Regions from separate parts of the Homo sapiens genome. Here region 2 is linked to region 1. Evidence: read pairs that join two places in POLR2A ChIA-PET (ENCODE). Cell type or tissue: PC-9. All regions are shown on one strand. Each heading gives the region's core, and the rest is flanking DNA. Links, peaks and the distances in the headings are about the cores only.

Evidence for each region. Peaks named below come from ENCODE experiments on the same cell type or tissue, not always from the same donor. Only the 100,000 strongest peaks of a DNase experiment are listed, where the experiment ranks them.
Region 2: POLR2A ChIA-PET joins it to region 1 with 26 read pairs; 1 of 35 experiments calls an interaction of 5 or more read pairs at or near these places.

The regions. Positions count from the first base shown.
Region 1 is chr18:3,756,326-3,760,721 of GRCh38, forward strand. The region is part of intron 5 of DLGAP1 (DLG associated protein 1); the gene reads right to left. Among named protein-coding and RNA genes, the nearest start is that of DLGAP1-AS6, 110 kb to the left of the region's middle. In PC-9, for the core only: no CTCF peak of the experiment used is centred there; a DNase peak (open chromatin) is centred at 2,416.
Region 2 is chr18:3,113,720-3,118,115 of GRCh38, forward strand. It overlaps MYOM1 (myomesin 1), which reads right to left. Exons shown (of 38, transcript NM_003803.4): 21 at 2,612-2,796. Among named protein-coding and RNA genes, the nearest start is that of LPIN2, 100 kb to the left of the region's middle. In PC-9, for the core only: no CTCF peak of the experiment used is centred there; DNase peaks (open chromatin) are centred at 482, 2,102 and 4,062; H3K27ac peaks cover 2,645 bases.

The DNA.
Region 1 (4,396 bases), core at 232-4,231:
GGTGTGAGCCACCACGCCTGGCCTACACCACACATTTTTAAAAACTGTAGGTCAAAGAGAAAGTTGCAAGGGAAATTACAAAGTATTTTGAACTAAATAACAATAGAAACCCAACATATGAAAACTTATAGGATGCAGTTAAAACAGTAGTTACAGGAAAATTAATAACTTTAAATATCTATGTTAGAAAAAAGAAATTATCTCAAATTAATAATCTAAACTTTCACCTTAATAGTCTTGAAAAAGAGCAATTTAAATCCAGTGCAAGCAGAATGAAGCATATAATAGCTATTATAGTGGAAATAAATGAAATGGAAAGCAAAAGAAAAACGAATTAGTTGTTTTTGAACAAAAGTAGGCTCTTTAAAAAAATCAATACTTTAGCAAGATTAAACAAGAAAAAAGAGAAGAAACAAATGATCAGAATTAGAAAAAAGAGAGGAAACATTATGACTGACATCAGAAAGTAAAAAGATTGTAAGAGAATACTGAAGTCAGCAACTGAGACAAAATAGAAAAAAATTCTAAAAAAACCCCCAAATTACCAAAACTGCCTCAAGAAGAAATAAAAAATCTGAATAGATCTCCAACAGCTAAATAAATTTAATTTTTAAATAAAAATCTTTCCATAAATAATAGTTCAGGCTCAGATCGTTTCACTGGTGGATTATGTCAAACATTTAAAGAGGTAATATCAATAGTCTATCAACCCTTCCAGAAAATAGAGGAAGAATAAATATTTCCAAACTCAATCCATGAGAGTAGTATCACCCTGAGATCAAAGCCAAAGATACTGCAAGGAGGCCAGATGTAGTGGCTCATGCCCGTAACCCCAGCACTTTGGGAGGCCAAGGCAGGCAGATCACGAGGTCAGGAGTTCAAGACCAGCCTGGCCAAAATGGCGAAACCCCATCTCTACTAAAAATACAAAAATTAGCCTGGTGTGGTGGCATGCGCCTGTAGTCCCAGCTACTTAGGAGGCTTGAGTCAGGAGAATCGCTTGAAACCGGGAGGCAGAGGTTGCAGTGAGCCAAGACTGTGCCATTGCACTCCAGCCTGGGTGACAGAGCGAGACTCCACCTCAAATTAAATAAATAAATAAATAAATGGTGCAAGGAAAGGAAACTACCTACTAATAGCCCTCATTAATATACACCCAAAAATTCCCAACAAAACAATAGTAAACGGAATCCCACAAAATACAAAAAGGATTACACATGATGACCAAGTCAGACATACTTCAGGAATGCAAGGTTGGTTTAGTATCTGAAAATCAATTAATATAATACACCATATTAAGGAAACAAAGGACTAAACCCACAAGATCGTCTCACATAGAAGTAGATAATGCATTTGATTAAACCCAACAGCTATTAATGATAAAGACTGAATAAACTTGAAATAGCAGAAAACTTTTTTAATCTCACAAAGGGCATTTACTAAAGACCAGCAGGGAATATCACACTTAATGGTGGAAGACTGAAGGCTTTTTCTATAAGACTGAGAGAGGGTGGACGCGGTGGCTGTTGCCTGTAATCCCAGCACTTTGGGAGGCCAAGGCGGGTGGATCATGAGGTCAGAAATTCAAGACCAGCCTGGCCAAGATGGTGAAACCTCGTCTCTACTAAAAATACAAAAAAATTAGCCAGGTTTGGTGGTGGGTGCCTGTAATCCTAGCTACTCGGGAGGCTGAGGCAGAGAATTGCTTGAACTGGGGAGGCGGAGGTTGCAGTGAGCCAAGATTGCACTCCAGCCTGGGTGACAGAGCGAGACTCTATCTTGAGAAAAAAAAAAAAAAAAAGACTGAGAGCAAGGCGAGGATAACTGTTCTTGTCACTTCATTTCAGCATCATTATTGGAGTTTCTAGCCAGTGCAAACAATTAAGAAACAGGAACAAAAATTTTACATAATACCCAACGTATTCAAACCTGACCAATGAAATCTGGACACTGCACAATAAGTCTTGGCTTTGTCATTAACTATTTGAAAGACTGAAAAAAGTGACTTTAAACTCTTGGGATTCAGTTTTCTAATCTGTAAAATGAGAGAGCTCAAAATTTCTATGAAGCTATAATAACGGGAGCTTCAGTTTACAGTGAATCTCTTGATGATATTGATCATTATTGGCCAAAATTATTCACAGACTATTTTTATTTATAGACTCAGGGTCTAACTCAAAGCCACTTTCTGTCTGAAGCTCTCCCTAATGCCTGCGCTCCAAATGAGTCTCTTCTTTTTCTGCCCTCTTATGGTTGCTTGCTTGCACATCTATTTATAAGCTTAACATGGATTATATTGAAGTCAGTTCTGCATGTCCTTCTTAACCTGGAGATGTGAAATTCTCAAGGGCAGGAATCACATGTCCTCCATAACATCCAGCATAAGCGTCATGCATAGTTGGATTAGTCATGCATATGACTCATGCATATGACTCCTCCAGCATAAGCGTCACGCATAGTAGGATTGCAGATGCCCGACTTTCTTCCTTTGTTCCAGATATTTGCATTGCCGGCCAGAGTCCCTTTACAAATTTTACGTTTTTTGCAACAACACAGTTTTCCTTAAACATTAATTTTCCTTCTGTTTCTTAGGAGTGTGACTTCATAAAGGGATCTATTTCACCAACCAATGTGCCCCATCCGAAGATCTCAGTTTATACACAGGGACAACTTCTAAAGTTTAAGATACAAATTAGAGGAACAAACTCCTATAGACCCCTTCTATATTCTTGTTCTTCCTCCGTAAAGGTTTGACACGGGGCATAAATGTCATCATTATTTCTGGGAGACATTGCTATTGTGAAGAGCTGTAGACTTTGGTATCTCCTAGAAGCTCAGGGTTCAGGGTAGGGTGAAAGGGAGTTGAGAGAATAATCTTGGGGATTCAGTTGATGCTGCAACTTATTATTTGCTCCATCTATATTGCTCTGCCAAAAAAAAAAAAAAACAAAACCCAACCTGATTTGGTTGGGGATTTCTGAATGCTCAACTGGAGAAACTGTTCAAAAACCACAGGCTCACTATGTGCAAAGCCACATGCTAGAAGCTGGAATAACCCATTTTAGTTATCAAGTTGGCTTTATCCAAAATGAAGGTGTTGTCCTTTTCATAATAATTCATCAGACGTAGAAATTATCAACATAAAATGCAATTCTTTCAGCGTGCCAAATATGTTTATCCATCATATTTAGACTCTTGTGGCACTTGGAACTTAAATGTTCTTTCCTCAGTTATCAAGGCTATGCAACATTAGATTTAAAGCAATACAAAATGAATGCCGACTATGCATGACGCTTATGCTGGATGTCATGGAGGACATGTGATTCCTGCCCCTGGGAATTTCACATCTCCAGGTTAAGATGAACATGCAGAACTGACTTCAGTGTAATTCATGTTAAGCTTATAACAGATGTGCAAGCAAGCAACCATAAGAGGGCAGAAAAAGAAGAGACTCATTTGGAGTGCAGCCATTAGGAAAAGCTTCAGACAGAAAGTGGCTTTAAGTTACACCTTGAGTGGTAAGACTGTCACCAGGTAAAAGTGAGCCAGACATAGTCATTCCAGATCCAGGGAGCTGCAAGGGCAAAAACCTGGAGGCAGAGGTACAGGCAGCGGCCGGGGTGCCAGACACTCAGGATGCCGGTGTATCCAAAGCTGAGCCTGTTCTGGTCAGAGGCCTATTGAAGTGAGGTGTAATGCTCTGCTGGTCAGTTTCTTCATCAAAACGTGGGCTTCCCGAGGGCAGTGACCACAGCTGGCATCATGGGAATACATCATTGTAATCCCCAATGTCAGCACAGGGTCCGACATGTATTAGGCCTCCTTATATGTTTGTTATGTAAGTGTGTGGGGGGCAGGGGTGGTAGGGTGTGAAGCCTGGCCAAGACATTGTGACAAGAGGCCCAGTGGGACTGTGATGAGGGCCTGGAGAAAATCAGGGAACTGCGGAAGGAAGACAGGAGGGGCGACACAGGGCCAATCCAAGAGGAAGCAGTTGAGAGGTCAGACCTGCCGAGTTCTGCTCCTGGGTGACAGGAGGCAAGTGGCGACACCTTTTACCTGATATCTAGAGTACAGTCAGGCCCAGGGGAATTAGTTTCTTTTTTTGGGAGCAGTAAGGAAATAATCTATCTTAATACTTCAATGTGCCTAGCAGAGTTTTATTGCCAGCTGGCTGGGGATACAGCAGGCAGTACAGAAAGAATTGTTTCCAAAGTATGCCAGGCAGGAGTTTTGGGCTACAGGCTGCTTTCATGATCGCAGGAGGTCTGTGTGAGAACGCGGTCATACACATGTGGGCAAATCACTGTCCAGAACTGAACAGCAACTAAAGCTAAGTGGGGCACCTCTTCCTTCTGGTCCAGGGCTGCCAGTTTTATAAAAACAATCCTTTGCA
Region 2 (4,396 bases), core at 84-4,083, 640 kb before region 1:
TTTTAAAAACATGTGACTTTTAAAAGCTATGTTATAAGAAGGAATTTATTACACAGAGGGCATAATTTTTCCCCAAGATGTGATAGAGACCAATATCCAAAATGTGATTTAAATCAAACAATGTTGGAATAAAGTTATTCAATTATGTGAAGTGTTTGTGACCATGTATTTAAATGAGGTACGTATTAAATTGTTAGGTTTTTAATCTAACTAATTGTATTTGTTTACAGCAGAATGTCACTATTTATGTAGTAATAGCCCTCACTGGCACTAACGGATTTTTGAAATGGATTTTATTCTGTAAATGAACTTTAACTTAGTTATAGGTTAAATGTATAGAGCCTGACATATTTAAATTCTATGTTTAGAAATAATGCCAGGAAACTGTGGATTTCCAGAAGAACACAGAAACATTTCCGTGTAATAAAAATAGAGTAATCGCCAGGTACCTGACACATCTGCACCTGCCACCTAGGTGATGATGTATGGCTGTGAGTCAGATTTCTGCAACATGTACAGGAAGTCTGTTCATATTCCAGTGTCTGGTCCCTGGGGTGACAGGGGCACTCTCTGCTCTTCCATCACCACAGGGGCAATGACCACTGGCCTCAACAGTACCACAAATACGTAATCGAGATCATCGATGCAGATCTATTTTCCCTTTTTTTTTTTTTTCGAGACAGAGTCTCGTTCTGTTGCCCGGGCTGGAGTGCAGTGGTGCAATCACAGCTCACTGCAGCTTCCGCCTCCCTGGTTCAAGCAATCCTCCCATCTCAGCCTCCTGAGTAGCTGGGAATACAGGCACATGCCACCATGGTCAGCTAATTTTTTTTTTTTTTTTTTTTTTTTTAGAGACAGGGTTTTGCCATGTTTCCCATGGTCTTGAACTCCTGGGCTCAAGTGATTTGCCTGCCTTGGCCTCCCAAAGCCCTGGGATTATAGGCATGAGTCACCGTGCCTGGCCTACTTTCTTCTTTGTGCTTCTTATGTTTGAATTTTTCATTTAAATTGTTAGTTTTATAATCAGAAAAATAAAAAAAGATTATTTTCACTTTATAAAAACTGTTGATAAAATGTAAGAACTCTCCTTACGGAAGTTCACTTCCAGGTTTGTTAGGTATACTTAACCTCAGTCTCTCTTTCTCTCTCTGTCTCTCTGTTAAAATTCCCGTTATTCTTTTTCTTTTTAAAAATGAGTGACATTAACCATTCTTTCACACATTTAAACTCTACTTTTTTTTTTCTTTTTGTTTGCTTCTTCACCTTTGTTTCGCTTCACCCTAGTCAGTTCAAACCTCAGGCCCTTGGCATCCTCTACAGTGGCAGACTGAAGACTTGGAAATCTTCATCCCAGCCATATACACCCACCACCATCATCTAGGATGTTCCTGACCTTTATTTTACACTGTACTTTGGGGGTTTCTCGGAATCCAGGGACCTCTGGACTCATCTTGACAGCAAACAACATCATAGGCTTCAGTCCTTCCTTGAACTTTTCTCTTCCTCATGAAAAGATGACCTGTCTTATTTCTTCAGAGTTTTGCAAGAAGCTGGAGAGCTGATTGGCATATGCTAAGTTGAGTTAATGGCAAGTTGGGTATAATGGTTTATGGGCTGTATCTCCTGGAGGATATATTTACATAGTTTAGAGTGGCTGGAAATACCCTAACCCTGGAGAGTGGCTGATAGATGGAAGGGACTTAGTTCATGAGGCAGGTCAGGGAGAGATCTTTTTGGCCAGGTATACTTTGAGTATCTTCCAAAGCCCACCTTATAGGCAATGACCTCTTCTGCCAAAAGATAGGACTGTGCAAACGCAGTGTGTAACTTCCTGAGTGACTGTGGTGAAGTCAGTCACATTTCATTCTAAGTAGTAAGTAATGCAATCATATTCCCTACAGTTTCTGAGGCCCCGCTGGGGCATCAGGGTCTCCAGGTGCCACTGCTAACACTAGCGGAAAATATTCTTTCGAAATTTCCTTTTGCTACAAATGAGAGATTTGGTGGCTATGGCAGAACAGTCTTTGGCCAACAGAGTTAGGAAATGGTTCAATGAGCACACTCTAGAGGAACCTGAAAGGCAGTGACATGGATAAGGGGGTTGAGTGAACCTGTTCCACTAATCTCTGAGAGCTCATGTGAGAACCGGCCTGAGGGAGGAGGTAACGTGAGACAGGAGTGACTCGAGAGGATCAGTAGTCACAGGCTTCCTGGTGTGAACTTTATAAAAACAGCACCCTCAAATCAACCATCCCCCTAGAAAAAAGAGGAATGAAAAAATCACCTTTTGGGGATGGTAAGCAGTAAGGTTTTAAGACTATGAGTAACAAAAATGTGTAGTGGGTAAGTTGAGGCAAGGAGAGAAAGGAGAGAGGAAGGAGCTGCTGGGTGCATTTCAAAGCTATGCTAAGGAATTCAGGTTAAATATAACCAAACTCTTTCAAGCATCAGAAACTTCTCCCAGCCCCAACCTCTGCCAGTGGAATCTTACCAGGAGCCCAATATATGAAACAGATCAAAGCGGAGATATTCTGTTTTATCTTGCTAACTTTAAAGTTCGTATTAGTAGAGCAGTTAGTAGAGGAAGCTCTAGAACTGAGCAGCCTCTTACCTTCAGGTATACGTTTTTAATAGCCGCCTCATTGAGCCCTCGCCACTGGTCTTCTTTGGCCTTGGCCTCCTTCAAGTCCACGAAGTAACCAGTGACCGGAGTCCGCCCGGAGTGGACTGGCGGCTTCCACTGGAGAACCAGTGAGTCTTTCCTGACTTCACTACACTTGAGACTGTGCGGTGGTCCTGAGAGAGAGAGAAGCCAATGAGTAGAAATCATAACAGAGAAAACTCGTCTCCACACGTTTAGAACCACTTGTAAGTCTTCAAGCTAATCTAACACTGGTGTTCTTTTTTCAAAATCTAGCTTTCCCATGAAAAATAAGTATTCTGTGGTCATTTCACAACGTTTTCGTACTGCTCTACATTAGCCCACTGAGTCCCTTTAAGGGTGGCAGGTAGGTAAGGCCACTCTGAGGTGCCTCTCAAAGGGTGGACCCAAAACTTCCCTTCAGGCCATTCTCTGGCCTGCATTAGTCTCAAAGACCTTTTATTGGAACAGTCTGATTTAGCTGCAGATTCATATTTTTTGATTTTTATTTTTAGACACAGGGTTTTGCCCTGTTACCCAGGCTGGAGTGCAGTGGTGTGATGGTAGCTCACTGTAACCTCGAGCTCCTGGGCTCAAGGGATCCTCTCACCTTAGCCTTCTGAGCAGCTGGACCTACAAGTGTGCACCACCACACCCGGCTAATTTTTTAAGTTTTTATAGAGATAGGGTCTTGCTGTGTTGACCAGGCTGGTCTTGAACTCTTGGGTTCAAGTGGTTCTTCTGCCTCAGCCTCCCAAAGTGTTGGGATTACAGGTGGGAGCCACCATATCTGGCACCCAGTTTCAGATAATTTTTGAGTGACAGCCTAAAATTTCCCCTTAATCTCAAATAGTATAAAGAAAGCAGCTCTATTTGATGGCATATGAATATAGAGAGTAATAGCTCTTTCAAAGGAAAAAGCATCACTCCCAATTGGAGGAAAATCTTCCCCGTAAAGAGTATGCGCAGCCCACAAATGGGTAAAAACAAACGATAGGTTATGGTTTACAAAATCCTTTTACCAAATTAAATATAATCAATCCTATGGGCCCTGCATCTGCACTAAATACTGCCAGGTACCTTACATTCATTTATCTCCCTCTTCCTTAAGACAATTAACAGAAAGAAAGCTCAGAGAAGCCAAGACACTTCATAACCCTCTGCAGGGAGAAAGCCAAAATGTGGCCTGTATGAATGCTATTCACATTCTTGGCAAAGTCCAAACTACTAAGTGATTGCCTGTATCTTTGCATGACCACCAGCTGCTACGCAGGTGAAAAAATTTATTTTTTCCTTTCCTTTTTTTTTTTTTAAATAACAACTGACATCTAGCCAACCAATCAAAATCACCTGAAGTGACTCACAGTAGCCTGAAAGCCAACTTGTAGAAGGACATACTCTGTTATGCCATGCTTTGGTGTTGTGTAATTGATAGTTCAATATTTGTTTGGCCCTTTACCTTGGCTTCATGGCTACAAATATGCGTCATGCTTGCCTTCCGATGTTTTGTATAAAGCTATATTTAAATATTAATACCAAATACCTCACACGAATGTGGCATGTTCTGTTTTGCAAAGGGCTTTTATAACCATGATCTTGTGTCATCCTGAGAACCCAGGGAGGCATCTAGATTGGGAGCAGTATCCCTGCCCTACAGATGAGGAACTATGCTCTGCTGTTTCCTAGCAGCTCTAGTCTAGGGAAAAGCAGACCTAGTTTCCTACCCTAATTATGCTACTTGTTACCTCTGTGACC